2 separate regions of the Homo sapiens genome follow, and region 2 is linked to region 1. Evidence: read pairs that join two places in POLR2A ChIA-PET (ENCODE). Cell type or tissue: OCI-LY7. All regions are shown on one strand. Each heading gives the region's core, and the rest is flanking DNA. Links, peaks and the distances in the headings are about the cores only.

The links. ChIA-PET counts read pairs that join two places held together with the same protein. Peaks named below come from ENCODE experiments on the same cell type or tissue, not always from the same donor. Only the 100,000 strongest peaks of a DNase experiment are listed, where the experiment ranks them.
Region 2: POLR2A ChIA-PET joins it to region 1 with 5 read pairs; 4 of 35 experiments call an interaction of 5 or more read pairs at or near these places.

Annotation. Positions count from the first base shown.
Region 1 is chr5:156,887,833-156,903,922 of GRCh38, reverse strand. No RefSeq gene overlaps it. Among named protein-coding and RNA genes, the nearest start is that of PPP1R2B, 46 kb to the right of the region's middle. In OCI-LY7, for the core only: no CTCF peak of the experiment used is centred there; a DNase peak (open chromatin) is centred at 10,252; H3K4me3 peaks cover 2,149 bases; H3K27ac peaks cover 2,500 bases.
Region 2 is chr5:156,831,006-156,847,095 of GRCh38, reverse strand. No RefSeq gene overlaps it. Among named protein-coding and RNA genes, the nearest start is that of PPP1R2B, 11 kb to the left of the region's middle. In OCI-LY7, for the core only: no CTCF peak of the experiment used is centred there; no DNase peak of the experiment used is centred there.

The DNA of each region.
Region 1 (16,090 bases), core at 8,824-11,323:
CTTTTGTACTTTTGTATTTTTAGTAGAGATAGGGTTTTGCCATGTTGGCCAGGCTGGTCTCGAACTCCTGACCTCAAGTGATCTGCCCACCTCGGCCTCCCAAAGTGCTGGGATTACAGGCATGAGCCACCGTGCCTGGCCAGGAGACAGCTTTCAATTGCAAAACTCCTTACTGTGACAAAAGAAAATTTTTACATCATTTTTGTATTATTTTATTATATAAAAGTTGTACACACAATTTAAATATTTTATCTCTTTCCCTTCCTCCTGCCGTCTGCAGTCTCCTTCTCTGGGGAAACCACCCTTGCCTGTTTTGGGTATGTGTTTGTGTATTCTTCCTAAATGCTTCATTCATGAATAAGCAAAATGTATACATTAATATATTCTATTATACAGAAAGGATTATACCCTACAGATTGCTTGGCATCTTATTCTTTTCTACTTTGTAATACAGCTTGGATATCTTTTTCTATCAGCACATAAAGATATACTTCATTTATTTTTTTTATTGTTGAAGAATGTACCATTATATAGATTATTACGACGTAACTAGGTTCCTGATGGTAAGTAGTTACACGAAGACCAGTCCTCTGCTGTTATAGACTACACTGCAATAACAGTCTCACATGTTCATCTTTGTGCATGAATAAGAGCAAAACTGGATGGTAAATTGCAATAAGTGAAATTCCTGGCTCGAAGCGTATGTTAAAGTCTTGGTAGTTTGTTCATTGAAAATACCTTGGAAGGGTCCAAAGTACCTTCCCAATTTATACTTCCATTAATTTTATTATGAAATGCCTGTTTTCCTCATAAGCAACACACAATTAGATTTGCTTCTCAGTTTGACAATATTTACCTTTTAACTGGAACAATTTATTTATATTTAAGTGAATTACTGATAAAATTTAGATTTAAATATATGATGTTATTTTGTGTTATTTGTGCTGCTTGCTGTTTTTTTCTTCTTAATTTCTTTGGATTGATTTTTTAAAAATTTCCCATTAGTTTTCTCCATTAGGTTGAAAATTATAACTGTATATCTATTTTTTAGTGTTTGCTCTACAACTGATCACATACATCTTTATCTTATCAAAGTCTAATGTTGATCAACACCATTAACTTCCTGGACCATTGAGGACCTTAAAATACTTTCTTTTCACTTAATCCTCTCTTGATATATGCTATTGTTCTGCATTTTAAGTATATGTAAATTTATTAATTCAACATGATATTATTGTTGTGGTTTTATTTTTTATTTATTTATTAATTTTTTTTGAGACGGAGTCTCGCTCTGTTGCCCAGGCTGGAGTGCAGTGGTGCGATCTCGGCTCACTGCAAGTCCGCCTCCCGGGTTCATGCTATTCTCCTGCCTCAGCCTCCCGAGTAGCTGGGACTACAGGCGCCCGCCACCAAGCCCGGCTAATTTTTTGTATTTTTAGTAGAGACGGGGTTTCACTGTGTTAGCCAAGATGGTCTCGATCTCCTGACCTCGTGATCCGCCCGCCTCGGCCTCCCAAAGTGCTGGGATTACAGGCATGAGCCACTGCGCCCGGCCTGTTGTGGTTTTATATAGTCAACATTTACTTTGTTTTGACCAGCTTCTGTGATCTTTATTCCTTTCTGAATATCTGACTTTCCATCTGATATTCTTTTTCTTTTTCTTCCCCCTAAAATACAGTCTTTAGTATTTCTGTTTTTTTTGTTTTTTTTTTTTTTTGAGACAGCATCTTACTCTGTCACCTAGGCTGGAGTGCAGTGGCATGATCTTGGTTCACTTTAACTGCTGTCTCCCAGACTCAAGCAATCCTCCCACCTCAGCCTCCTGAGCAGCTGGGACTATAGGTGTGCACCACCATGCCCAGCTAATTTTTAAATTTTTTGTAGAAATGGGGTCTCCCTATATTGCCCAGGCTGGTCTTGAATTCCTAGGCTCAAGTCATCCTCCCACCTTGGCTTCCCAAAGTTCTAGGATTACAGGCATGAGCCTTTGCACCCATGCTAGCATTTTCTTTGTGCAAATTTATTTGTAGTCATCTCTGATAGTTTTGTGTTCTTAAAATGTCTTTATTTGACTTTCATTCTAGAAAGAATATTTTCCCTGGGTTTAGAATCCTAGTTTGGCAGTTAATTTCTTTCAGATTTTTGATAACATAGTACTCTTCTGGCTTGATTATCTCTGCAGAGAAGACAACAACAGTCTAACAGTTGCTCTTTTGAAGTTAATTCATGTTTTTATTTTGGACTGTTTAAAGACTTTTTCCTGTCATTGGTTTTCTGCAATTTTATATGATGTGTTTAGACATGGATTTCTTTTTATTTCTCCTGTTCAGGATGTTTGACTTCTTGAATCAATAGACTCATGTCTTTCATTAATTCTGAAAAGTTCTCAGCTATCATCACTTCAAAATTTTGCCTCAGTTCTTTCTCTCTTTTGTCTGTGCTAACTTAAAAAAAGAAAAGACCTTGTTCTGATGTCCTTCCTCTTTCTTTCTTTTTCTTTCTTTCTTTCTCTTTCTTTCTTTCTTTCTTTCTTTCTTTCTTTCTTTCTTTCTTTCTTTCTTTCCTTTTTTTCTTCCTTTCTTTCTTTTCTTTCTTCTTTCTTTCCTCTATTTCTCTCTTTCTTTCTCTCTCTCTCTCTTTTTTGACAGAGTCTCACTCTGTCACCCAGCCTGGAGTGCAGTGGCATGATCTTGATTCACTGCAACCTGCACCTCCTGGGTTCAGGTGATTCTCATGCCTCAGCTTCCTGAGTAACTGGGATTACAGGTGTGTGCCACTGTTTTGTATTTTTAGTAGAAACAGGGTTTTGCCATGTTGGCCAGGCTGGTTTCGAACTCCTAGCTTCAAGTGATTCACCCGCCATGGCCTCCTGAAGTGTTGGTATTACAGGCGTGAGCCACTGCACCCAGCAATCTTCCTTGTTTCTTAACCTCTCTTCTGTATTTTCCATATTCTGTCTCTCTCAGGAGCATTATGAACAGTGTCTTCTATCTTTAAGGTCAAAATTATCTTTTAAACGGAATCTAATATGTTGTTTAACTGGTTAGGTTTTTGATTTTAGGTTTTAAAATTAGATCTAAAATTTGTATTTGGTTGTTTTTAAAATCTGCTACATCATTTTTATAGTTCCCAGTTCCCTGCCAACGTTTTAAAATTTTTCATAAAATTTGCCATTTTAACCATTTTAGTGCACAATGCAATGGCATTAATTATATTCATAATATTGCAGAACCATCATCACTACCTATGTTCAAAACATTTTTATCGCCCCAAACAGAAACTCTGTAAGAATTAAGCAATAACTCTCCATTCCTCTCCTTTCAGGCCCTGGCAACCATCATTCTACTTTCTGTCTCTATGGATTTGCCTATTCTAGCTATTTTATATAAGCGGAATCATGCAATATTTGTCCTTTTGTATATGGCTTATTTCACACAACAAAATGATTTCAAGGTTCATCTCTATTTTAACATGTATAAGAATTTTATTCCTTTTTAATAATATCCCTGAATAATATTCCATTGTATATATGTACCACATTTAGTTTATTCATTCATCTGTTGATAGATACTTTGGTTGTTTTCACCCTTTGGCTATTGTGAATAATAGTGCAATACACTGGCATACAAGTATCTGAGTCTCTGCTTTGAATTTTTTTGGATATATACATAAGAATGGAACTGCTGGGTCATATGGCAATTCTATGCTTAGCTTTTTAAGGAACCACCATACTGTTTTCCATAGTGGCTGCGCCATTTTACAGTCTCACCAGAAATGTATGAATGTTCCAATTTTTCTACATACTTGCCAACACTTGGTATTTTTCCTTTTTTTGTTTTTTGGGTTTTTTTTTTTTGTTTTTTTGAGACACTCTTGCTCTGTTGCCCAGGCTGGAGTGTAATGGCACAATCTCAGCTCACTGCAACCTCTGCCTCCCAAGTTCAAGCAATTCTTCTACCTCAGCACCCTGAGTAGCTGGGATTACAGATGTGTGCCACCACGCCTGGCTAGTTTTTGTATCTTTGGAAGAGATGGGGTTTCACCATGTTGGCCAGGCTGGTCTTGAACTCTTGACTTCAAATGATCCACCTGCTTTGACCTCCCAAAGTGCTGGGATTACAGGTGTGAGCCATCGTACCCAGGACAGTATTTTCCTTTTTAAAAAAAAATATATATATAGTCATTCTAATAGGTGTGTAGCAGTATCTCATGGCTTCGATTTGCATTTGTCAAATGAGTAATGATGTTCACCATCTTTTTGTATCCTTATTGGCCATTTGTATATCTTCTTTGGAGAAGTATCTATTCAAATCCCTTTTCCATTTTATTTTATTTATTTATTTTCTCCTGTCTCCCTTCAACTGCTTGCCCAGTTTTAAATCAGGTTGTTAATCTGTTTGCTGTTGAGTTTCAGGAGTTCTTTATGTATTCTAAATCTTAATCTCTTATCAGATATATTATTTGCAAATAATTTTTCCCATTCTGTAGGTTGTCTTTTCACTTTCTTGATAATGTCCTTCAATGCACAAAGGACATTATCAAGAAATGTTCATTGTCATTGCTCATGCTGTCATTGTCCTATCAAAGAATTCATTGCCAAATCCAAGGTCATGAAGATTTACCCAATGTTTCCTTTTAAGAGTGCTTTGGTTTAGTCTTAAATTTAGATCCTTGATTCATTTTGAGCTTTTAAAAATATATTGACCAGGCATGGTGGCTCATGCCTGTAATCTAATCCCAGCATTTTGGGAGGCCAAGGTGGGCAGATCACCTGAGGTCAGGAGTTCAAGACAAGCCTTGCCAAAATGGTGGAACCCCGTCTTTACTAAAAATACAAAAATTAGCCAGGCATGGTGGTACATGCATGTAATCTCAGCTACTCGGGAGGCTGAGGCAGGAGAATCGCTTGAACCTGAGAGATGGAGGTTGCAGTGAGCCAAGATTGCACCACTGCACTCCAGCCTGGGTGACAGAGCGAGATTTGTCTCAAAAAAATTTTAAAAAATTACACACACACACACACACACACACACACACACACACACACAGAAGTAGGAGTCCAACCGCATTCATTTGCATTCGTTAGAAATCCACTTGTTCCATTTGTAACCTGGTTTTAGGTCATATAAGTAATTCATGAAACTTAAAACCTTGAACTTGGATTAAGATGTGGCACAAGTAGATGTCTGACAGAAGCAAATGCATGTTTTCTGAAGAAGAACACATTATTCCAAGCCTCAAATTACTCCTACAAAAAATATTTTCCTCCACTAAATGGACTTAGACCCCAAAGTTAGCTTTATTTATTTGAAGATACTAAGGATGTTTGTCTCGTAATTTCACCATTTGAGGTCATGGTCTCTGCTGACTCTTACTCATGTGTCTTAATTTCTTGTGTGCCTGGTTATCTTTGATTGTATGGAGCTTATTGCAATTGAAAATTTTTCGTAGGAATAATTTGAGGCTGATAATAATGTGATCTTCTGCAGAAACTTGCATTTGCTTCTATCAGGCATCTTTTTGTGTCACATCTTAATTCAAGTTCAAGGCTTTAGGTTCCATGAACTACTTAGATGACCTGGAACCAGGTTACAAGCCCATCTGAGAATAGTTACTACTGCTTCACACTCACTCTAAGGGTATGGCCTTTTTTGTCCTTGCTTATAATGGGTAGTGGTTTATCAAGGTCCCTAACTTTGGTGAGTCCTCTGCCTGGACACTTTCCTCTAGCTCTATGAGGCAGCCAGAACCTCAGCTCAATTTTGCTGATATTCATTCCAGATTGGAAAGTGATTCCAAGGCCAAAGCAACTTTGAGCTCATGTGGATTAGCATATTCTTTAGTTTGAGTTCTATTCATTTTGAATTTTATTAACTTTTTGATATTTTAAAAATATTTTAATATATTTTGTTCATCTTTTGTGTGTCTAATGTAGGATGGTTGGTCCCAATTACCAAATCAGCATTACCAGAACTGATTCTCCTTGATAATGTTTATTTCCCCAATAGCCTTGCCAATGCTTTTCATTATCAAATTTATTATTATATTATTATTATTTTCTTCAAGATGAAGATAAAAAGAATATAAACTAACATTATATTTCATTTCCACAAAAAGACTCTGATGTCAGGCTAGGCACAGTGGCTCATGCCTGTAATCCCAACAGTTTGGAAGGCTGAGGAGGGTGGATTGCTTGAGCCCAGGAGTTCACAACCAGCCTGGGCAACATGGCGAAACCTCATCTCTACAAAATATACAAAAATTAGCTGGGTGTAGTGGCATATGCCTGTGGGAGGCTGAGGTGGGAGGATCTCTTGAGCCCAGGAGGCAGAGATGGCAGTGAATTGAGATTGTGCCACTGCAGTTCAGCCTGGGAGACAGAGTGAGACCCTATTTCAAAATAAAATTAAACAGATAAAAATAAAAAATTAATTTAAAAAATCAACTCTGGTATCTACCTAATAGGATGCGTTGATTTATTTTCAGTCCAAAAAGTCTACCACCTGGTATGCAATATGTTTAACTGGGAAGACAGCAGACTGAGTGAGATTTGATGTCTATCTACAAAGAGTTGAAGGACTGTCATCAGGAAGAGGAAGTAGCCTTGTTCTGTGTGATTCCAGAAGATAAATTTAGGACTAGGAATCAAAATTCCAGAAATTAATTTCTATTTCACTAAAATACATTACTAGAATAATTTACAGTGGTGAATGTTGTGAAGGGTAGGATTTTGATAATCCAGGATTCATTTGTTCAATTTTTTTCATTTGGCTTTTTTTTTTTTTTTTTTTTTTGAGACAGAGTCTGGCTCTGTCACCCAGGCTGGAGTGCCTGTCATCCAGGCTGGAATGCAGTGGTGTGAGCTCGGCTCACTGTAACCTCCATCTCCTGGGTTCAAGTAATTCTCCTGCCTCAACCTCCAGAGTAGCTGGGATGACAGGCATGCACCACCAAGCCTGGCTAATTTTTGTATTTTTAGTGGAGACGGGGTTTTACCATGTTGGCCAGGCTGGATTTGAACTCCTGACCTCAAGTGATCCGCCTGTCTTGGCCTCCCAAAGTGCTGGGATTACAAGAATGAGCCACCACGCTTGGCCATTTGGATTTCTTCGATACCTCCTTTCTGTCCTTTTATTATTCGTAGTTCCCTTGAAACTGACTCATCCCCATCCATCTGACAGCTAAGCCTGGCAAGTCAGAGCATTGCATAACCCACCATAACCCTGACAATAGTGACTGGGTACTGTAAGACCTAAGTTAGGCCGATTAGAACCAAAAGATGCAATCCTAAGACTTTTGTTTGAGTTATTTAGGATGCTGATCTTTTCCTGCTGACCCTGAAGAAGAGAATGGGAAGCTACAGCTGCCGTTTTGCTATCACACGGAGAGAGCCTATTTGAGAAGTGGAGCTCAGCTATGGGAATGAAAACCAGACCCTGGTGATGTTGGCTGAGTCTTGATCATGCCAAGACTGAAATTAAGATCCTAGAAGATTCATGGTCTGTGATATGAGGAAATACATTCCCATTTTGCTTAATCCAGTTTGGGCTGGGTTTTCTGCCATTTGAAGTGAAAAGTTTTAACTAAAATGGGTAGTGAACACTGCATTCACAGTAGTTTCCACACAGAGGAGATGACCAGCCTTCACAGTAGGTACGGAAGGGATGCCCAGATTATGTGAAAGGCTGGCTTTGAGGACTTCCAACTTTAAATTCTTGGCTCCTCCAAAACTTGATTTTGCTTGTGTTCTGCCCAGTGGACTTGGTAGCTTCAAAGAGACTACAAGAACACTGGATTGGCCATTGCTTAGGGCCAAGCGATACAGGCTCTTGATGCCCAGGCTGGAGTACAATGGTGTGATCTCGGCTCACTGCCAACTCTGCCTCCTGGGTTCAAGCGATTCTCCTGCCTCAGCCTCCCAAGTAGCTGGGATTACAAGCATGTACCGCCATGCCTGGCTAATTTAGTATTTTTAGTAGAGATGGGGGTTTCTCCATGTTGGTCAGGCTGGTCTCGAACTCCTGACTTCAGGCGATCCACCCGCCTCAGCTTCCCGAAGTGTTGGGATTACAGGTGTGAGCCATGGCGCCCAGCCAATATAGAGGTTAATACATGTCCAGGTCTGGGATGCATATTAAATGGAGTAATCTATAATGTTTAATTCTGGAATGAAAGATTTTTTAAAGAGCTGGATCATTCACTTTGTACTAAATTATCTTTTTTTTTTTTAGCCAAAACAAAGCTTCTTGACAGGATTTGCATTATAGCCTTGGCTGAATAATGAGTTTCTTTGCCAGGGGTGAATAATTAATTAGATCTTTCATCTTCTGCCCAGGAGATGAAGGAAAACTGTTTAATTTTAAAGATGTTCATATCCAGGCTGGGTGCAGTCACTCACACCTGTAATTCCAGCACTTTGGGAGACTGAGGTAGGTGGATCACTTGAGGCCAGGAGTTTGAGACCAGCCTGGCCATCATGGCAAAAACCTTGTCTCTACTAAAAATATAAAAATTAACCAGGCATGGTGGCACATGTCTGCAATCCCAGCTACTCACGAGGCTGAAGCATGAGAATCGCTTGAACCCGGGAGGCGGAGGTTGCAGTGAGCCGAGATCATGCTACTGTGTTCCAGCCTGGGTGATAGCCTGTCTCAAAAAAAAGTAAATAAATAAAGAAAAAAGATGTTCACATTCAGACATATATGCACAAAAGAAGTTTTGAGTACTGTACTTTATCATTTAACTATCCCATGAATATTTATGGAAATTGGATCTGAGTTATATCACAGTGTTGGGTTATTTTTAGGCCAATATAAGTAACATGCCCCATCTGTGGATTTAAATATTTTCTCTCCTTTTGTTGTTATAATTATATATGTTTTTGGTCCAGATGTTTAATTTATTTTTAAAAATGAGAAAATGTCAAATCAACTGGAATAGTAAGTGCTTAATAACGATGATTTACATTTGTGTGATGTGCTTAATTTTGCAAAATGTTTTCACCTCAATGTCCTCGATGTATAATAGTTAATTATCACTTAGCATGTAGCAAGTACTTTGCTAAGAACATTATATGGATATTATGTAATTCTCACAAAAGCCTACAAACTAGCTACTGCTATTATCCCCATTTTATAGATGAAGGAGCTGAAGTGTTGGGAGGGTAACTAGCCTTTCCAGAGCCACACAGAGACTCACAGAGCCAGGGTTTAAACACAGGTGCTCTGGCCTGGAGTCTAAGCTTTGAACCCATATCCTAAACAAATCCTATGGTTAGTAAAAATTTAACATGTCCATTTGCATGGGAGTCCAGAATTCTACCATTAATTTTATGAAGTTATTGCATTTTTACTTCTATTAGAGGAGGGAAATAAGATAAAGAGATTTAAAATGACATGACAAGGGGTCACATTGCTTTATATTAGGTTACAATTCCTGTCATCACCAAGAAAAATCAAAGTACTAGCTATCTCCAGATTAGACAGTACTTTCATTGATACAGGAAGCCTTTTCTTTGAGTCCCTTTATAATACTTCACACAGTTATAATGGAAAAACAATTTAAACAGTAAGTGCAAGTGTAAAAAAATGAAAGTATTTCATTTTCTCTAAATCTTAGACTTTAAACCTACAGAAGGGCTGTAAGAAAAGTAACCTACAGTGATTTTTGGAGGCTCCCCTCCCCTTTGCAGGGGTCACATCCAAGTTTTGGGGATGTAAGTTGTGGCTAGAAAATGGTGGAAAGACTCCTTCATTTTCAATCCATCATGGCCTCTTCATTACCAAGCCTGAGGTGGGGTAGGTGGGGTCTCTTGAAGACAAATGTTTCAGTTGCTTTTTTTGCCAAGCTTAGGTGGAATCTCCAATGACTACAGCCCAGCCTCCCTAGTTTCCCCAGACAGCTATTCTCCTATCAAACATCATTCACATCTCTTAAGTACCACATTTGCAAAGGTTTCCAACACCTTGTGGATCACCTTCATCTCATTTCATTCTTGGGGCATCTGTTCTTAGTTCTCTTGCTTCAAAGGCACTGCTATCTCTCTGCTTTTCTTGCCATCCCTCAAGTTTGCCAAGGTGTAGAAGATCCTGGGAAACCAAAGTCAAGTATGCCAGTGTTGGGAGGACAGCATAGCTCTTGACTTTGCAACACAAACTGCCCCAGAGGTATGGGAGAACAAAGGTCTCACTAATTGGTCTAGGTGGCATGGTGTGACAAACAGGAAGAACAAAACGTTACCTAGTATCTCAGTAAATCATCCTGCCACATAATAGTTTCAGTTCCTTTGCAAAGAAGAGAATCAGCAAAACACTCATGATTGGATCCTGCTCTTTTCTATCCTTGAAATACTGATTTCAAGTCCAGGTGCTACTCTTTAAAAGTGTTGTGAACCTACTAAAGAGAGTTTAATGGCCGGGCGCGGTGGCTTACACCTGTAATCCAGCACTTTGGGAGGCCGAGGCGGGTGGATCATGAGATCAGGAGATTGAGACCATCCTGGGTAGCACGGTGAAACCCCTTCTCCACTAAAAATACAAAAAATCAGCTGGGCATGGTGGCAGGCATCTGTAGTCCCAGCTACTCGGGAGGCTGAGGCAGGAGAATGGCGTGAACACAGGAGGCAGAGCTTGCAGTGAGCCGAGATGGCACCACTGCACTCCAGCCTGGGGGACAGAGTGAGACCGCGTCTCAAAAAAAAAAAAAAAAAAGAGTTTAAACAGTGATGGAAGAACTGGGATGCTTAACAGAAGAACAATAACTGGATGCCTCCTCTGAAGAAGAGGGGTGTGCTGAGGCTTTGTGAGGAAGAACCAGTCCCAGTGAGTAGAAGGGACCAGAGGGAAGATGAGTGATTCATAAACTGAACAAACTTTCTAGAGAGCAGGTGAAATAGTACTGGTTGCCTCTATGGGGTGGTCAAATGGAGACTGAAAGATAATGTGTCAGGGTATGTAAAGGGGATAATTAAATAAAATTTGGGGTACTTGATCTTTAAGGAGACTTTTTAACCTTAGAATTCTATGTAAAGAATAATCAGCTGTGTTATAGCCGCCGTGGGTTTTGGAAAACTACGATGATTAACACTGTCACAAATACCAAACAAGATAAACTACTCATCTTCACAAATGTGTGTGTTTGTGTGTGTGATCTTTCTTTTTGGGAAACAGTGTGTTCTCCTGACAAAAGCTTGACTTCCAGGCATTCATGTCTAACACGACTCACTGAAGAAAAGAGTCCAGGAAACAGACCAGCTGGCCTCAAAGAAAAAGTGAGGTCCTCTGGCAGAGTAAAGGGTGCTAAACACAACCAAGAAAGCCAAAAAGATCAAAGGAGGGCTCTGGCAAGAAAGGGCTTGTCTAATTCAAGGGTGAATGAAAAAGGGAGGTTGAGGATGTTTTTATCTGGGATCTGGAGACCTCACAGCAGAGACAGTTCTTCTTATGAGTAGACTGGAGACCGTCACTGCCTAGGAGGGTGATTAGAAGATGGTCTAGTTCTGAAATCTTCATGTTACATGTTGGGGAAATGAGGTCCCTGGAAAGGGCAAAGAACTTGCCTGCTTTATAGCAATGCAAACAGACATTAAAAAGAAAAGAACTTGCCTGCCATCAGATGGAGACAGTGAGGAAGTTAGGAATAGAGCCTTTGTTGCAGCTCCCCTCCCCTTGACCTGGGTTAAGTAGGGATGCCATGCTTCTCTGCAGAAGTATCTTTCCAAAGCATCTGCATCATGCCATGATTTGAGAAAGTAAGTTTTGAACATTTTACATGGCTAGATTCAAAAGGGCGGGACTCTTCTTTCTTGCTTATTTGTGTTCAACACGGCAAGCATTTATCATTAGTGCCACTCAACATTAAGGCTACTCAAATTTATTATGCACGTCAATCATCTGATGTCTGGTTAAAATGCAGATTCTGATCCTTCAGGGCTTGGATAGGACCCATGATTCTGCTTTTCTAACAAGCTCTCAGATGCTGCTATAGCAACTGACATGGCTTACTACTAGTCCCTACTACAGTCAGGGCCCAGGCTCAACTTTTAGCCCTTCTCAGCCACTCCCAGGACTTGCTGCATGCCTTCTGCCTCTCAAGGACCTGCATCTGGTGGACTCACCTGATGCAGGGCCTCACAGATCCCTCGTGAACTCATCATAGGGAGAATGAGGCTGGAGTGGCTATTTATAGCCATATTTCCTCTCTGCACAGAGAGAGTTGCCCAGGTCGGAGTTTGCTAACAATTCCCTATTTGTGTGGAAGTTCCAAAGAGGCTCCCGGTAAGGTAATTTGGCAGCAAGCACCATTGCAAATGATTCTTTTTTTTTTTTTTTTTGGATACTGGATACGGAGTCTTGCTCTGTTGCTCAGGCTGGAGTGCTGTGGCACGATTTGAGCTCACTGCAACCTCTGCCTCCTGGGTTCAAGTGATTCTCCTGTCTCAGCCTTCCAAGTAGCTGGGATTACAGGTGTCTGCCACCATGTCTGGCTACGTTTTAAAAATATTTTTAGTAGAGACGGGTTTTCACCATGTTGGCCAGGCTGGTCTCAAATTCCTGACCTCAAGTGATCTGCCCACCTCGGCCTTTCAAAGTGCTGGGATTACAGGTGTGAGCCACTGCGCCTGGCCAAACATTGCAAATGATTCCTATTGCATTTAATTCTAAACTCTCCCAGACACTGGGGCTCAACAATATTTGTTGAATGGAATTATGGTAAATTCTGAGATTGAGGTTTGTGGGGGCTTCCATTGCTCTGTAAAATCAAATTGAGTACATCAGACATTTCCACTGTGAATGCTTACCTTCCCTCTCCTTGGCCTCCTCCATCCTGCCAGGAAAACCTATTTTGGACCTTACAGAATTCATTCTGAGAATTTCATTATGATTGTGACATTTATAACTCATTATTTAACTGCTGTGGATGGTGGAAATACAATGTTGAACAGTCCCAGTGGAATAAAATCAGAGTTAGTAATCTCTTCGTGTGCAATTGAAAAAAAAAAAAGGTATGGTATCAAAACATTAGCAGAAAACTAGTCTTTTTCAGTTTTCATATATAGAAGTAGTGACTGAAATAATTTTTATTATAAGTTCCTTTACCCCTAACTTATACGTGACTGGGGCAAACCTATGGGCACTGCTTTCTGAAATTGATCTATTTAAAAACAGTGTTTATCCAGAGCTTTTTGATACAAATATGAGCAGTTAGAGTCCCTTTCCTGGCTTAAATGGTAGAATGCAATGTACGCTGTTTTGCCATGTTGTGTCTTCATTTAACAGTGAGTATAGAGATGGTTCTGATTTGGCATACGTCTGCATCGTTTATTAAGTGAATAGTGCTTGGCTGCATGGAGAATCCAGACTTTATTAACTGCTCACTTACTGATGGACATTCAGGATGCTTCCCAGTGTTTTTAACCTGTGGTTTTCAGAAATAGAGTGGGAGAAAGGGAAGGAAGTGTGTGGCTCCTGAAACTAGATGAAATGCAGTCTGTCAAAGCTAGCTGGCTCTCGGCTTTGGGGTCTCTTCTTGAGTTTTTGAGACATTGTTACTGAGAGGAAGAGATTTCTCTCAAATTGAGGGCCATGAAGAGAGGGAGAACTAAGAAGGCTCTTGTTTTGGCAGGGGAATGAACAGTCTGTGTTCAAGTGTGCAGAGATGGGCTGAGAGGGGAGCAGAAAAGTGAACATATTCTGGGGGCCATGGTGAGGCTGCCTCTTGCTTCAGCAGCAGCGTTTATAAGCTGACTATTCCCTCACCTGGGGAGAGAGGCCACAGGTGATTGGATTAACCTAGCTGCTGGCCAGGCACTGTTGCTGAGGAACCTGAGGATAAGGAGGAAGATTTTATTAAATGAATGAAGCTGAGGCTCATGTGAAGCCATTTTTCAGCTTGGCTGACTGAGCAGAGCGGCTCCTCAGAGCCATTTGTTCTTTTTGTTTCTGTTTCTGCAGAAGGTTGCCCAGGTTTGCTTGTGCATATGAATTTGCTCTGTTTCCATACATCATATCTAGTTAAAGGGGTCTGGAGCCTGGCATGAACTTGTGAATTTTACCTGGTTCTCTGAGTATTTCCAACAGCCTGCTAGCCATTTCCACCCTCACACTCACTGGCACTTGGAAGCCAGCATGTTTCAAAGACAGCGTCCAGTTGTCTAGCGTCTCCTTCCAGGCTTTCTCATATCCGACCTCCCACATCCCCACTGTCTTGTCAGCTTCAGGCCCTCATTATCTCCTGTCTGTGGGGCCACAGTTGTCCCCTAGCTGGTCTTTTTGCCTGTGGTCAATTTATCAAGAATGAATGCTTCCAGAGAACTTTCTAAACACTACTCAAACTAAGGCCCTCTCTGTCTCCAAAACCTCTAATGGCCCATCCAGCACAGAGGATACATCACCACTCCTTAGCCGGGCATTGAATGGGCTCTGTGAGCTGTCATCCACCTAACCCCAATCCATCTCATCTGCCCTGTCTTTCCTGGCTTAGCTCTTACTTTTTCCCAGAGTGGCCTCTACTCTATCAAAATGGTCAGAATAGTGGCTCAAATCTGAATCTTCTTCACTTCTTCATTTATTTCACAGCTTTTCATCCTTAATACAAAACTATTTCAAAAACTCCATATCCTTAATAAACCACAATGTCTGGGGATTGCCATTTTCTGGATTAATTTTCTTTTTTTCCATCAACTTTTAAGTTTGGGGGCACAAGTGCAGGATGTGCAGGTTTTTACATAGGTAAATGTGTGCCATGGTGATTAGCTGCACAGATGATCCCATCAAGTAGGTGTTAAGTCCAGCATCTATTAGCTATTCTTCCTGATGCTCTCCCTCACCCCAACCTCCCACCTCTGACAGGCCCCAGTGTGTGTTGTTCACCCTGTGTGTCCATGTGTTCTCATCATTCAGCTCCCACTTATGAGAACATGTGGTGTTTGGTTTTCTGTTTCTGCGTTAGTTTGCTGAGGATAATGGCTTCTAGCTCCATCCATGTCCTTGCAAAGGACATGATCCCATTCCTTTTTATGGCTGGGGACCATTTGTAGAATTTAAGGGGATCATTCCCCTGTCTGATATCTGTATTCAGTCTGGATCAATTACCAGGTGTTTTGCTTGTAAAGGGAGTTTAAGCTATTCTTATTAGGGTAAGCTTTGTTTTAAGATTTATGAGAGTTGGATCTGTGCCGAGGTGGTTTTGTCTCCTGGAAATCCCCAGGCCAGGTTGCTTCATACTGCTAAATAACATGTAGTGTCAGCCCTGACAGAGGTTTGGGTGAGTCCTATGGCTATAATAAATTTTCATTAAAAATTTTTTTTTAATTTAATTTAATTTTTTTTTTTTTTTGAGACAGAGTCTGGCTCTGTTGCCCAGGCTGTAGTGCAGGGGTACAATCTCGGCTCACTGCAACCTCCACCTTCCAGGTTCAAGTGATTCTCCTGCTTCAGCCTCCCAAGTAGCTGGGACTACAGGTATGTGCCACATGCCCAGTGAATTTTTGTATTTTTAGTAGAGAGGGGGTTTCACCATGTTGGCCAGGCTGATCTTGACCTCCTGACCTCAGGTGATCTGCCCACCTCAACTTCCCAAAGGGCTGGGATTACATGCCACTGCATCTGGCTTAATTCTATTTTTTAATTTTTTTTGCTCCGTCACCCATGCTGGAGTGCGGGGGTACCATTGTAGGTCACTGCAACCTTGAACTCCTGGGCTCAAGCAATCCTCCCACCTCAGTCTCCAGAGTAGCCGGGACTACAGGCACACACCATTGCACCCAACTCTTTTTGTTTGTTTTTTTACACTTTTGTAGAGACAGGGTCTCGCTATGTCACCCAGGCTGGTCTTGAACTCTTAGACTCTGGCTGTCCTCCTGCCTTGGCTTCCCAAAGTGCTGAGATTATAGGCGTGTGCCACTGCATCTGACCTTAATCTTACAATACTGATGTTTCTTATAATATAGCTTGATATTTATTTAAACAGTGGTCCTCCTTGTATATTTAAAAAAAAAAAAAAAAAAAAAAGGTTTGGTAGCACAAGGCATGCTTTGCCCTGGGCTGGTTTACATACTAAAAATTGGGGTCAAGGGAATAAAAAAGGATTT
Region 2 (16,090 bases), core at 4,746-7,245, 53 kb after region 1:
GAACATATGCTATGCTTGGTGTGAGATACACTGGTCACAGGATCAGCAGTGATGTGAAAATACAATAGAAGTTCAACCCTGCCCTATGCCCAATATAAAAACTCTGCTATGGCACCCAGGGAAATCTGAACTTACACGTAGGACTATGTAATCTAGAGTTTTACTGTTGGACTTCACAATGCAAGTGATTTATTTCTACTTGCTCTCCTGTGTGCAACTGTTGCCCATAATTTGTTGAGCAAATTGAGGTAAGCTTACAAGGAAGAAACATTATTGCTTATTGAGAGCTTATACTAAGGCTGTTTTAAATGCTTGCTTATATCAGGGGTGTACAATATTTTTCTGTAAAGAGCCAGATAGTCAATATTTTAGAATTTGCATGACATACATTCTCTGTTGTAACTACTTAACTCTAATTGTAACAGGAAAGCAGCCATAAACAATATTTAAACAAATGATGTAATTGTGCTCCAGTAAAACTTTGTTCAAAAAAACAGGCAGCAGGCTACTCGGACTGTGGGCTGTAGTTTTCCAACACCTGGCATGTACTCCCTTACCTAATTTTCACAACAACCTAACAATACTGTCTCTTGAGTGAAAAGGTAGCAAAAAAAGGTATAATTTCCTTTCTTCCTTCCTTCCTTCCTTCCTTCCTTCTTTCCTTCTTTCCTTCCTGCCTTCCTTCCTTCCATCCTTCCGGTTTTGCTCTGTCACCCAAGCTGCAGTGCAATGGCCATTCATAGCTCACTGTAACTTCAGAATCCTGTGCTCAAGCAATCCTCCCACCTCTATATCTGCCTCCTGAGTATCTGGGACTATAGGCATGCACCACCATACTTGGCTAATTTTTGTATTTTCTGTAGAGATGGGGTCTCACTGTGTTGCCAGGGCTGCTCTCAAACTCCTGGCCTCAAGTTATCCTCCTGCCTTAGCCACTCAAAGTCTTGGGATTACAAGCATGAGCCACTGTGCCTGGCCAGGTATAATTTCATAGCTGTCATATATTTGAAAAATATAATAAAAACAATGCTAGCCAGGGACAGTGGCTCACACCTGTAATTCCAGTACTTTGGGAGGCGGGCAGATCACTTGAGGCCAGGAATTCAAGACCAGCCTTGACAACGTGGTGAGACCCCCGTCTCTACCAAAAATACAAAAATTATCTAGGTGTGGCAGCTCATGCCTGTAATCCCAGCTAATCAGGAGGCTGAGGTATGAGAATCACTTGAACCCAGGAGGTGGAGGTTGCAGTGAGCAGCGATCATGCCACTGCACTCCAGCCTGGGTGACAGAGTGAGACCCTATCTCAAAAAAACAAAATAACAACGCTATGCTTTTATCATACATAATCTAATTAAATGCTTAAATAACCCTGCAAGGTAGGGGACATTATCTTCCCTTTTCCAATGAGACAATTAAAGCTTCAGGTGTTTGCTTAATGTCATACAGCTAATAAACAGTGGGCTCTAAATTAGAATTTGGGTCAAATTCATCTAGGCCTGTGTCGTCTTCATGAACATCGAGGGAGAGGCAATAGAGCATACTGATTTTTAAAAAGACCAAACCTTTATAGAGTTCGGTTTCTCACCTACCAGAGGTAATGACCAGATCTAGGTGTACACATAAGAGTGAGTGGCTGAGAGTCTTAGTCAGCTTGGGCTTCCACAACAAAATGCCATTGATTGGGTAGATTAAACAATGGCAATTTATTTGCTCACAGTTTTGGAGGATACAAGTCCAAGATCAAGGTGCCAGAATCGTCAGTTTATGGTGGGTGCCCTTTGCCTGCCTTCTCGCTGTGTCTTTGCATGGCATAGAGAAGGCAAGCTTTCTAGAGTCTCTTTTTGTAAGAGTACTAATTCCATCAAAAAGGCCTACCCTTATGACTTCATCTAAACCTAATTATCTCTCTAAGACCCATCTCCAAATACTAACACTTTGGGGTTAGGGCTTCAACATATGAATTGTTTTTGAAGGGAAGCCTGAAAAGTCTTCCTCTGAACCCTTATACAAAATGGGTGTAGGAGACCTAAGGGGGGTATTGATCCTCCTGTACTTGTTCCTTCTTAACGTTTGCTGGGGAAAGGACAGGCCTCGTTTTGAGTGTGTATGCTTATCTTGATCTTGCTGATTGACATGTTGACTTCTGGTGAAGCTTGATGTGATTCCAAGAGCAGAGGCCCCTTCTCAGCCTTGATGATGGGGATAGAAGATGTAGGATACATGTGCTCTTGGTCCCAGTAACCAACGTTCTTTTTTCCTTTGTTTTTCAGTCACCTATTCACACAGTCTTACCCCAGACTGTATCATTACACGTGGCTGCACCCCTTCCAAAATTCTATTTCTTGTAACCTAGTCTCCGACCACCACCTCCATCTTTCTCCTTACTATCTCTAACGCTTAACTCCAACAGTCTTTTAAGTCCACCTGCACTTTTGATATGATTTGGCTCTGTGTCCCCACCCAAATCCCATCTCTAATTGTAATTCCCATGTGTCAAGGGAGGGACCTGGTGGGAGGTGATTGAATCATGGCGGTGGTTTGCTCCATGCTGTTCTTGTGATAGTGAGTTCTCACAAGATCTGATGGTTTAAAAGCGTTTGGCATTTTCCCCCTCACTTGCTCGCTGTCTCTCCTGCCACAATGTAAGACATGCCTTGCTTCCCCTTTGCCTTCTGCCATGATTATAAGTTTCCTGAGGCCTCCCCAGCCTTGCAGAACTGTGAGTCAATTAAACCTTCTATGTTAATAAATTACCCAGTCTTAGATAATTCTTCGTAAGTGTGTAAAAATGGACTAATACGTTTTCCAATTGATTAATCCTACTATTTTGTTGTTTTTTTTTTTTTTTTTTTGCTATACCTCACTACCATAATGATCTCACTTTTTTTTAATTCTAAGGTTAGTCATTATAATCATTGCCTTTCATATACCCTTGAGTTACTTCCTCTTGCTTGCATCTGTACAGCTGAATGTGGCTGGAATAAAACATATAATTGGTCTGATTTGGTCTCACTTTAAATTCATGACCATAATTTTCAAGGGGACTCTTGATGCTGCCAGGCAGGCATGCTATACATTCTTAGTCCATCTACTCTCCCATTTTATACATAACCATTTTATATCTAATTTTCTTCTTTAAAAATTTTAATACCTCCTTCCCCATCCTCACTCTCAATGATCTTGTTTCTATTCCACTTCAAAAGCTGATGGACAGTATTCACAGGTTTCTCCATCACATCTACTCATTTGCCAGCTTTAACATCTATATACTCTGCCTTCCCAGCTGTGACCAAGAATGAACTGTCCAGACTCCTATCTGGCATCCTCCTTCCACTTCTTTATTAGATCCAATCACCTCTTGCCTACTCAAGGACATTGCTGCAATTCTTCCCTCTCACCTACATCATTAAATTTTATCTTTCTAATGGGTCATTCCTATTAGCAATGAAACAGGCTATTATTTCTCACATCTTTAAAAAAAGTTTTCTTGACCCTCTCTCCCCCTTTTTCTTAGCAGCTGTATTCTGTTTTTGCTCCTTTTTACATCAAAATTCTTTGGAAGAATCGTTGACACTTGATGTCCCCAATTTGTCTCCTTCATTCATTCCTGAACTTGTTCCAAACATACTTTGCTTTCAACATTCTTCTGCAGCTGTGACCAATGATTAATGACCTCCCTTGCTAATATTTTCAACCTGTAAGCAGCATTTGACACAATTGATCATTACCTCCTTCTTGAAACCCTTCTTTTGGTATCCGAAATATCATTCTTTCTCCCCTCCTACCTCAAGGGCTCTTATTTCTTTCTCACTTGCTGTTTTTTCCTCATTTCTCCAACTTCTAAATGTTGCTCCACCCAAGATCTATTTCCTGGACACCTCTTTTTGTCTGTCTGCATCCATTCCCCAGGTTCTCCTCCAAGGCTGTAGACATAGTCCACATATTGGTCACTCCAACTTTATATTCCCAGTTCAATCTTTGATCCTGAGCTGTGTATTGGTCTATAGAGCTGTCAACTTGACCTTTCCATTTGATGTCTAACAGGCGCTTCAATTTAAATATGTCCAGAACTGAATTGTTCCCTCACACCCAACCTGCTTTTTCTACTTAAAATCTTTCCTTTTCCTATTTGATTTCTTTACTAGTGAACGAATGTTAAGCAGTTTTGCTTGCACAGATTTTGCATATAATTGGGCACCATGCACGGTATGTAGAAGCTAATCTCATGGTCTCTGCCCTGAGCATTTAAAATTCAATAAAGAAGATGTGGCATAAGCCAATAGCACTCTTCTAGCAGCCATTCTCCCTTTAGGAATCCCAAGTTTAACCTGGGCTCATGAATGCCTAGTGTCAGGTTGACAACAGCAGTACAATAAGACGGGAAGAACATTGTTCCCACGCACCACAGAACTGCCACATCAGCCCTGATTGCTTACGTTCAAACTGCTATGTGAGAGTGAAATAAACTATCTTGTTTAAGCTTCTGTCGTATTTTATAGCAGCCCAATTGGCATCCTGTGTAGGGAGATAAGAACTTAAGAAAGTGAACCACAGCATTTCCCCAAATGTGAATGATAGGAGGCTGGGCATGGGGAGTATGGAATTCTGGGGCCAGTGGGGGTAACTTGATTGAGTGAGGTGGGCTGGTATAAGACACATGGAACCTGCGGGGACCAGGTAAATTGCAGAGCTGTGACCTTCCTGAAGACATGAACATATAGACTGTATTTCAGCTCAAAGAGAGTCTGCTATTAGAATTTGGCCAAGCCACTTGGTGAACTCTGATAAGCTGAGTTGTTTTAAAATATTTAGTTGTTGTCAGCAGCATGAAACCCTCTCTTCTAATTTATGCACAACTGGAATATATAGAGATCTAAAGGCAGATCTGCTCTGGGTGAATGGAGGCCATATTCTTGCTGTTTCCCTCTTAGCCTATGTGTGGGCTCTGCTGTGAAACACAGTTTTAAAATAATTTATCTATTCTAAGCCCCTTATTTAGCAGATGGTAAAACTTAAGCTGAGAGAGATTTACTGTTAAACCAAAAGTATGTCATTTCACCTCTCTGGGCCTTAGTTTCCTCCTATTTAAAACAGGTGTGAATTAATCTCTAAAATCTCTTCTAGTGAGTAACAAAATAAGCATGTACAGAATAAAACTCATGACTGTTGGTCAACTGATATGTGCTATTGTGAAAGAACACAGGCTGTGTGCTAGGTTGGTATCAGGTCTGCCAGGCATATTTCTAACAATGACTGGGTAAGATATTTCAGAACAACATTGAGTTTGTTATGTACCTGAATTCACATATTCTGGCAACAGAAATGGCAAATGATTTTACATATCCCCATTTCATTCAGTTTGCTTAACTCTCCAGTAAAGTAGCCAGACGAGGCATTCCTCTCCCCCTTTTACAGATGAAGAAAACTGATGGTAACTGCTTTCCAAAAGTCACACAATCAGCAAGTGTCCGAGGTAAGACTAAAATCCAGGTCTAGCGCTCTTTATGGCGACTCTTCCTAAATTAGCAAACCTAAAAATGTGAATGAATTCACTCTATGGCTTATAAATATTTATGGATTTCAGGATCTTTTCTCCCCTACTATTATTAGCAAATATACACTGTACCTGGGTGCACCCAAAGGTGAGGAAGTATTAGAAAGTGATATAGTTGTTCTGCCTGGGAATAAGATATTTGGCTTCAGGGCTGGACATGATGGCTTACACCTGTAATCTGAGCACTTTGGGAGACTAAGGCGGGAGGACTGTTTGAGCCTAGGAGTTCGAGACCAGCCTGGGCAACATACTGAGACCCTGTCTCTCCAAAAAAATAAATAAATAGATAAAATAAAAAATCAAAAAAACCTTGGCTTCAGAGAATAGCTTCAGGAGACACTAGTTAGATGTTACTATGAGCAAACAGTTAATTAGAGAAAACAATTATTGTTTAAGGAGAGTTTGGTGGAAGGTAATTAAGTCCTGATATGTATCTGATATTCACACTGATTCTTGTAGCATCCACTCTTCTCAGTTGTCTTCATAACTCTGATCTATTGATGATGACTGGAAAAATTAATCTGTGGCCATTTCATCTGTCTGCTTTTAAAAAGAAAGGCCATTGAAACTTAAACTATATTAAGCATTAAATTTTTATGGTCAGATTGAGATTCTGCACAAATATAGTTAATTAAATTTGTACATGATCTACTGTCTGGGTTTATATGGGAGCCCTTGATTGAAAATGAGCTATAAAACACATGTTGAGTGAAAAACACCCAGCTTCCACCTGCCAGACAGCCGTTTCTGGAACAAATGGTTTTCATGTCCTGTTGCATAGCATGAGTGTGTGTTAGCCACTAAGCGAGTCAAGCATGGAATATGCTGGCTCCTTTTTTTCCATCTGACCTCTAAACGTTGCCACCCTCCAGAATGAGGTTAAGTCTTCTCTTTTGCCACTCTCCCCCACCTGATTGTCCGTATGATGTCTAATAGACGCTTCAAATTAACATATTTGAAACAAAACATTTAGTGTTCTAATCCCATATAGCTATTGCTCTTCAATCTCCCCTCTCTTAGGAAATGAGATTACCCACCATGATGTTCATGCCAAAAACCTAGGAGTCACTTAATTCTCCTTTTCCCACCTACCCCCAGTCAAGCAAGTCTTATTCAGGTCACCTTCTATGGTATTTTCTCCATCAAGGCTTTTCTCTCCATTGCCCTGGGGCTAACCTAAGGCAGATAAATCACCTTCCCATATTGGATAAAAAGTATTCCTTTGGGGTAGATGAATGGTTACAAGGCTATCCTCTCAGCCTGAATCAGCCCCTTGCCAAGCTAGATTACAGGGCTTGGCAAGATGATGTGGGTTAGATTTCAACCCCTAGATTTCAACGTGTGTCCCACAACAGGGACAGGTGTAGTACAGACTGAGCAGTGACCTGCTTGTCCAAGTCGTCACTCCCTCTCATCTGCTCTACGCCCTCTAGTCTTCTCCCAATACATCTCCCTGTCTCCAGTCTTGTCCCTCTGCAATCCTTTCTGCACACCGTAGTAAAATGGATCTTTTCAAAAATGTAGATCAGATCATTTTGCTTTCCTGATTAAAATTCTTCCTTGCTTCTCTATTGTATGTGGCATAAAACCCAGAATTCTCACTGTGCTTACGAGGCCCTTCATGATCTAGCCCCTGCTCCTATGTCTTCCCACCATGACTGTGCCCTGGACTCTCTGGCCTCATTCCCAGTCCTGAACATGCAAGTTTGTCCCTGCCTAGGGGCCTTTACACATCTTTAGATGGCTGGCTCCTTCTCATCCTCCAAGTCTCAGTTTAAACGTCACCTTTTGACAGAGGCCTTTCATGACCCACTTTTATAAAATATATACACCAATGCCCCACCACCATTATATTCCTTGTTGCAAAATTACCCAGTTTTATTTTTCTCCATATCATGTAACACAACCTGAAATTAACCTGTTTATTGTCTGCCTCTTCCAGAATATAAGCCCCATGGGATGCAAAGAAGTTGTCTGAATTCCTCGTTGTTGTACCTCCAGCACATCCTAGGGCACTCGGCACACAGTAGGCACTCAATAAATACTGTCTGAATGTGAGAGGATGGAGTCAGAGCATTGAGTAAAGGAACAGTGGAGAGGATAAAGGTATTCAGCAAGCATATGTGGGAAAGCTGTTTAAAAATATGTACTCATAAAGAAAACTTGAAAATATTTCTGTCTTTGCTTTTCCCTCATTCTTTGCCTGTGGTCTTTCCTTTTTGAGTTGAGAAAGTTGAATGGGGCTTGTTTGTGTCTGAGTTGTTAGTTTCCAGGGGACTTAGACTGTTACAGGGCACTGAACATCTCTCCCAAGCAGAGAGCAAGACCTTGTTACTGAAAGAAATTTCTGTTTGAGGACTCAGCCTGGTTGAGCCTCCTGCCAAGGTTGGTGCCAAGGTTGAGCCTCCTGCTGTCATTTGCTTTCCGGGCACAGTAGAGCTAAGCGGCATTGTTTAACCTTTTGGAAGCTGTGTATGAAATTTACATTAGCGGGGTGTTGCTGTTCCGTTACAAACCGTTTATCCCATGAATATCAATGTGGCTGTTTGCTCTAGGAAATTATCTTCTTGCTGTAGAGAGAAGCCAAGGAATCCATAAAAATGTACAAAAGATAGGAGAGAGAGTCCCAGTTTCCTTTGAGATTGCTGAGAAGAATGATTCAGGAGCAAGGTGACCTGTGTACCCTGAAAAAACCATCCAGGGAAATCCCATGGAAATCTTTCTTTCCTCTTCCCTCTTCCCAAGCGTGATTTGCAATACAAGATTTTGCTTTATTTATTTAAAAGTATATTAATGCCTACTACATAGCCTTGCAAAGAATGGGCATTTAATAAATATCTGTCTCCAATGAGCTGTCTGATGTTTAAAGATAGAGGTACTTATTAAATAGAAAACTCATCCACAAAGAAGAAATATGAACATGCAATTAAGGTAATATTTACCTAGATCTACAATTTGGCAATTTGGCACGAAGGACTTTTTTTTTTTTTTAAGAAAACTTCTCTTTAATTAGACATTTATGACCAAAACAGGAACTAAGTTTTGTTTCTTATTTTTTAATTGATAGACTTTATTTTTAGAGCAGTTTTTTGTTTACAGAAAATTGAGCAGAAAGTACAGTGTTCCCATATACTCTCCCCGCCTTCCTTCAGATTCCTCTGTTATTAACATCTTACATTTGTATGGTACATTTCTTACAATTGGTGAGCCAATACTGGTACATTCTTATTAACTAAAGTCCATAGTTTGTTTGTTTGTTTGTTTGTTTATTTATTTATTTATTTATTTTTGAGACAGGATTTCACTCTGTCACCCGGGCTGGAGTGCAGTGGCCTGATCTCGGCTCACTGCAACCTCTGCTTCCTAGCTCAAGCTATTCTCCAGCCTTAGCCTCTCAAGTAGTTGGGACCACAGGTGCAAGCCACCACGCCCAGCTAATTTTTGTGTTTTTTGTAGAGATGGGGTTTTACCATGTTGCCCAAGCTGGTCTCGAACTCCTGAGCTCAAAGTGATCCGCCTGCCTCGGCCTCCCAAAGTGCTGGAATTACAGGTGTGAGCCACCATGCTGGGCCTTAAATCCACGGTTTATATTAGGGTTCACTCTCTGTGTTTGACAGCTCCGTGTATTTTGACACATGCACGTGCTTATGCATTCATGGCTTTCTTGGCTATGGTATTATACAAAATAATTTTACCACTCTAAAACCCACCCTGTGATTTACCTATTACTCCTCCTCACCTCTCATCCTGCACCTCTGACACTTGCTCTTTTTTTTTTTTTTTTTTTTTTTTTTGCCCTTCAACAAATTATGGTAAAACCAGCCAGGAACAGTGGCTCATGCCTGTAATCCCTGCACTTTGAGAGGCCAAGGTGAGTGGATCACTTGAGGTCAGGAGTTTGAGACCAGACTGGCCGAAATGGTGAAACCCCATCTCTACTAAAAAAAAAAAACAAAAAACAAAACAAAACAAAACAAAAACTAAAACAAAAAATTAGCTGGGCATAGCAGTGTGTGCCTGTAGTTCCAGCTACCCAGGAGGCTGAGTTGGGAGGATCTCTCGAACCAGGAGGTGGAGGTGGCAGTTAGCAGATATCACAACACTGCACTTCAGCCTGGGTGACAGAGCAAGACTGTCTCAAAAAGCAAACAAACAAATTATGGTAAAGTATACATGACATAAAACTTGCCATTTTTACCATTTTTAAGTGTAGAATTTAGTGATAGTACATTCAACCACTGATCTTTCTACCCTCTATATTTTTGCCTTTTTCAGATTGTCGTATAGAATCCTACAGTGTGTTGCCAGTCAGGCTGGCTTCTTTCACTAATCAATGTGCATTTGAGGGGAACTATAGTTTTAATAACTTGATCTGAAATAGTAGCGCTGCTGAAGGATTTTAGTCATTAGAACTTCAGTCATGGGCGTAGGTCAATGAGATTTGCTGTTTGGAATGAGACTTGGCATTGAAAGGGTATTCTTAAGAAACTTGGAAAATTAGATTTCAGTAGCAGTCAGCTAGTGGAATGATTCCAAGCAGAAATAGAAAGAGAAGCTAACAAATATTTGTGTGTAAGGGCTCGTGGTTGCTAGTGATTCTGTTCTTTTAAATAGTACACCATTATTTGTTAAGATTTTTAAACTATCTTTTGTATTTAAAAATATATTTATGTCTATTTGCAAGAAGGATTCAAAGTGGCTTTGCTTTTTCTAATGAAATTGAAAAATAGAACTTCAGTTGGTTGCGGTGGCTCATGCCTATAATCCCAGCACTTTGGGAGGCCGAGGGGGGCGGATCATCTGAGGTCAGGAGTTCAAGACCAGCCTGGCCAACATGGTGAAACCCCGTCTCTACTAAAAGTACAAAAATTAGCTGGGCATGGTGGTGAGCTCCCAGCTACTTGGGAGGCTGAGGCAGGAGCATCGCTTGAACCTAGGAGGCAGAGGTTGCAGTAAGCCAAGATCACACCACTGCACTCCAGCCTGGGTGACAAGAATGAGACTCTGTCTCAAAATAAAATAAAAATAAAAAATAGAACTTCACTTTCTCTAATGAAAGAAAAATAGAATAAAATGATATAGTCATTAGTATCAAAATTATTTAAAATGTAAGACCTTATATAAATGGAAAGAAGCGATATCGAGTTTTTACCATTTTGTGGAAGAGTAATTAAATATTGGTGGAAGACAATTTTTGTTAGCTTAGGTAAGATTACATATTAAGAAAGAGATTGCTGATACACTTAAAATAAAACCAGAAATGAAAAGCTCTTTCATTTTTCCAATATTTCGATGTTCTATGCTTTGTAATAGGTATAGAGGGTGAATGGCAGGATGGAGGAGGCAGGAGAAGGAGGAAGAACTGGAGGAAACATTGGATGTGACTTCAAGTTGTAGATATCCACCTAGTGGCCATAATGAAGCAGGTACTCAGATTGTAAACAAACAGGAAGGAGTTACAGTAGCCACACCTACTATGTGCCAGGCACTGTGGCAGGTGCTAGAGACACAGTGATGGACGGAACACAGCCCCTGCTCTGCCAGAGCTGACGATCCAGAGGGGAGTTACATAATAAACAAGAAAATTTAAAAAATACATGTATATATAAACTCAGGGTCAGGTAAATGCTACAAAGACAAAGCATAATGAAGGTTAGATAGTGTGTTTGGGTCATCTATCTTAGGTAAGGTGGTCTGGGAAGGCCTATCTGGGGTGATGACATTGAAGCAGAAAAGTTAGGGAATGAGTTATGTATAGATTTGGGAGGAGATCATTCCAGGCAGAGGGAATGCCAAGTGCAAATGCCTTAAGTCTGGAATTAGACTGGCGCTGTCAAGGAACAGAGGATGGCTAACATGGCTGAGTGAGAGTGAACAGGTGGAAAGGAGCAAAAATGGAGTTGAAGAGGGAGAATGGACCACATTGTGAGGTGCTGGGCAGGTGGTTCACGGAAAGGAATTTGGATTTTATTCCAAGGACGTTGGGAAGCCATCTGGAGGGTCTGAGCAGGAAATGACATGATCTGACTTAACATTTTAAAAAAGATTATTCTGGCACCTGTGTTAGAAATGGACCAGAGGGAGAGGGGTAAGAATGGAATACGTAGGCCAGATCAGGGCCATTTTGGGTATCCATATGAGAGCTAAAAGTGGTGTGCAGTAGATAATATGAGTAGTCATGTCTGGAAGTGGTTTTTGGGGAGATGCAGTATGAAAATAGGTCTGAAAAGACTTGCTGATGGATTGGATACTGGTGATAGATGGCATACAAATAGCGCTCTTTGAATTTCAGAAGAAGGAGCATTTTACTTCTTGCTGGAGCAAGGTAAAGTGTTTCTGGGAGAGGTGGAGCTGAAGAGTAGCTAAGCAAAGGTGGTCGGGGGAGGGCATGCAAAGTAGGGAGCTGCCGTGAGCGATGACACAGAGCAGGGTGGTGAACATTCTGTTTAGAGAAAGCAAAGTTGGAGTCGAGTTCTTATGAGAAAAAAGGGTGAGAGAAATCTGCAAAGGGAGGTGGGGGCAAGACTGGGAAGGGTCTTAGACGCCTTGCTAGGCATTTCTGTGAGTAGGCAACAGGGAGCTGTATCTATTAGGAGTGTATTTAGCAGCAAGTAATGGAAAATTTGCTAAGTACCTTAAGCAAAGAAGACTTCATTTTTCTTTCATAATAAAAAACCTGGGGGAAGTCGGCTTGGACTGTGAGGCTGCTAGTGCCACAGGGACCCCGAGGCTATTTTTCTACTTTGTCATCATGAATACTATGTTGCTTTCATCCTCTTGCTAATTACCTCTTGGTCTCTAGATGGTTCTTATGTGATTTGGGCATGATCTGTACTCTGGACAGGAAGAAAGGACAAAGGAGGCAAAAGAGCAAAGTCTGTGCCAGACCTCCCTTTTTAAAATTGTGGTTAATAGGACAGGTGTGGTGGCTCACGCCTGTAATCTCAGCACTTTGGGAGACTGAGGTAGGCAGATCACTTGAGGTCAGGAGTTCGACACCAGCCTGGCCACGTGGTGAAACCCTGTCTCTACTAAATATACAAAAATTAGCTGGACGTGGTGGCACATGCCTGTAATCCTGGCTACTCGGGAGGCTGAGGCAGGAGAATTGCTTGAACTTGGGAGGTAGAGGTTGCAGTGAGCTGAGATTGAACCACTGCACTCTAGCCTGGGCAACACAACCAGACTCTGTCTCAAAAAAAAAAAAAAAAAAAAAAGAAAAATTGTGGTGTATATATATGTGTGTGTGTATGTATATGTGTGTGTGTGTGTATACACACAAATATAAATATCTTATAAAATTTGCCATTTTAATGATTTAAAACACATTTTTTATTCTGTGTCCAGACATTTTAAACTATTTTTAATTTTTCTTTTGACTGACAAATAATAATTATATTTATGGGATACAATGTGATGTTCTGACAAGTGTATTCATAGTGGAGTGAGCAAGTCAGGCTAATTAGCTTATCTGTGACCTCAAATATTTATCATTTTGTGCAGAGAACTTTTAAAATCCTCTTTTACCTATTTTGAAATATGTAATACATTATTATTTACTATAGTCCCCACCATCACCACTATTCCAAAACTTTTTCATCACCCCAAACAGACACTCTGTACCCATTAAGCAGTAACTCCTTCCTCCTTTCTCCTAGCCCTTGGTGACCTCTAATCTATTCTGTCTTTATGAGTTTTGTGCCAGCCACATTTGATCATGAAAATGAATTATTTCCAAGAATCTTTATTCAGTAGACATAACTAATATTTTTATATTGCCATCTGGGAACTGTCCCAGAGGGCGAGGTTACTCTATACCTCCTCCCTCCCTTTTCCCATCTCTCTTCTCTCCCTTTCCCTTCCCCAGTTTATCAGTTTGGAGATCACTGAAGACCAGAATAGCCTTTGGAGAGGAATGTAGCTGCCTTGCAGTAGAGTGAGGGGAAAAAATAGGAGTAGAGGCCTCTATAGAAACAGGAGTGAGGAAAGAAACATGAGTCAGATTTTTTGTGGGTGGTGGAGAGAGAAGAACAGAGGAAGATGAAGGATTCTGTGCAGCATCAGGTTGTAAGATAGTAAGAGATTAGAAAGAAAAGGGCAAAAGAGGGCATAAGAAGTATTGTTTGGGGTGAAACATTGGATCTCCTTTGGTCTAAGTAAGAATTCACTGTTAGTTTCAGGTCTGTGTTACTTTGATGTAAACCTTTTCTGTTTTTCTAATATATGGATTATTTTTCTTTAGTTATCATATTGCGGCAAGATTTGGCTATGGAATTTACTTGGGTTACTCATATGTAGATATTTACAAAATGAGACCATACTACCCAGGCTTTTTTTTTTAATTGCCTAGAGGCTTTTTCACTTTATATATAAGCATGTATATACATATACACATATAAACCCACACATATAAATAATGCGTGTATTCGTATTGATTTTTTATTTATTTATTTTTTTTGAGAGAGGGTCTCACTCTGTCAACCAAGCTGGAGTGCAGTGGTGCAATATTGGCTCATGCAACCTCTGCCCCCATGCTTAAGCAATCCTCCCACCTCAGCCTCCCAAGTAGCTGGTGGGACCATAGGCATGCATCACCACACCTGGCTATATTTCTGTATTTTTGGTAAAGACGAAGTCTCACCATGTTGCCCAGGTTGGTCTTGAACTCCTTGGCTCAAGTGATCCGCCCACCTTGGCCTCCCAAAGTGCTGAGATTACAGGCGTGAGTCACCATGCCCAGCCCATATTGACATTTTTTTAATGTCAATAAATGTATATCTACAGTATCATGTCTATTAGCTGAGTGGTATTCATATATATATATCTCATATATATTCCGTAGCTATTAAACCAATTGATAATTGTTATATAGTTTGTTTTCTGTTTTTGATTATGCTATAATAAGCATCCTATATGTCTTGTGAGGATCCTCCCACCTCATCCTCCAAAGTAGCTCGGGACTACAGGCACCTGCCACAGTGCCCAGCTAATTTGTTAATTATTTTTTAAGAGACATGATCTCGCTATTTTGCCCAAGCTGGTCTTGAACTCCTGACCTCCTGCCTCACCCTACCAAGTAGCTGGGATTATAGGTACAAGCCACCATGCCCAGCCCAGATTATTTCTAAGGGGAAACACTTTGAAGGGGAATTACTGGGAAAGGACAAGAACCTTTTTAAGGATGTCAATACCCATGACTGCACTACTTTCCACAATAGTTTTATCAGTTTAGACTCCCCAAAGAATCTGTGCGTGCCCATTTCCCACATCTCTGTCCGCAGTGGGTATTGCTGGTTGTTTCAAAGTCTGAGAAGTAAAAACTTTATTGCCTGCATTTATTTTGGTTGCCAGCAAGGCTAGATGTCTCTCCCAGTTTTCAGTGTCATTTGTATTGCATATGTGTGTGTGGGGTGAAATGCCAGTTTTTGCCCTGTGTCCTGGAGACCCACGACCTGGCGTGGCATGTGGGTTTTGGGAAGGTGGGTTGAAAACCGTAGGCTGGTGGGATATTGCTCTTGTCTAGACTTGTGGTGAATGAAAGTATGCCCCAAATGTGGTATTGGAAATAACAAAAGGAATAGATATCAGATAATTTAATAAGACATGGCAAGGTGGTAAATGCAGAGGCAAGAGAAAGGAACACAACGGAGTCAATTTTAAGACTTAAAATATGAATTGTTAACTGCACCAGAAAAGCAGGAGAAGGAGTAAATTTCTACAGAAAGTTGTGGACACTTGGAGACTAAGAAGCCAGCAAAGAAAGATGTCATTTCCACTTATGTCTTTCTTTACTCCGGCCATCCCATTCTAAATTCCAGCCATGGGGCTAGTACTTCCTCCACAGAGGCAAGTTCTCAATGCTTGCAGGATTTTGCACTTTCCATGTTCTCTCAACATGGAAAGCCTTTCCCCACCCTTTTGGGCTCAGCCTGGATGCCTCTTCCACTGAGAAGCATTTCGTAAGTGCTCCCCTACCTGCTGCTTCAAATCTCCTTCCTGAGCGATTCCATTAAGTCCTCTGCTTAAGCACAGAATAGCGCTTGTTACAGTGTAAGGTTTTAGAAGAGGTTTGATTTGGAGTTCAGTTTCCCTGGGCTTATGTTTGGGTTTTAATACCTGTGAGACTTTTAAATGTCATTTTATTTGTCTAAATTGTGTTCCATATTTCCTCAACTAAAGCTGTATTAAACTCCCAGCACTTAACTTTGTCCATCCATTTCTCCACCAACTTTACCAATAATGAATATAATACTTAGAGCATTATACAACTACCAATAATTAAGTCTGTTGTGAGTTTTAAATAATACAACATATGCAACTTACTGTATTACAAACGGGTAAATTACTCAATTGCTATATGCCTCATCTCTTCATCTGTGAAATGAGGGTGATAATACACATTTCTTATAGATGTGTTGCATGGAACTCCTAATATGTGTAGAGAACCTTGATCAGTACCTATTTCATACTAGGGTGTGAGTGGCTGCCATGATGCTAAGGTAAAACATCTAATAAAATGTTCAAATGTGATAG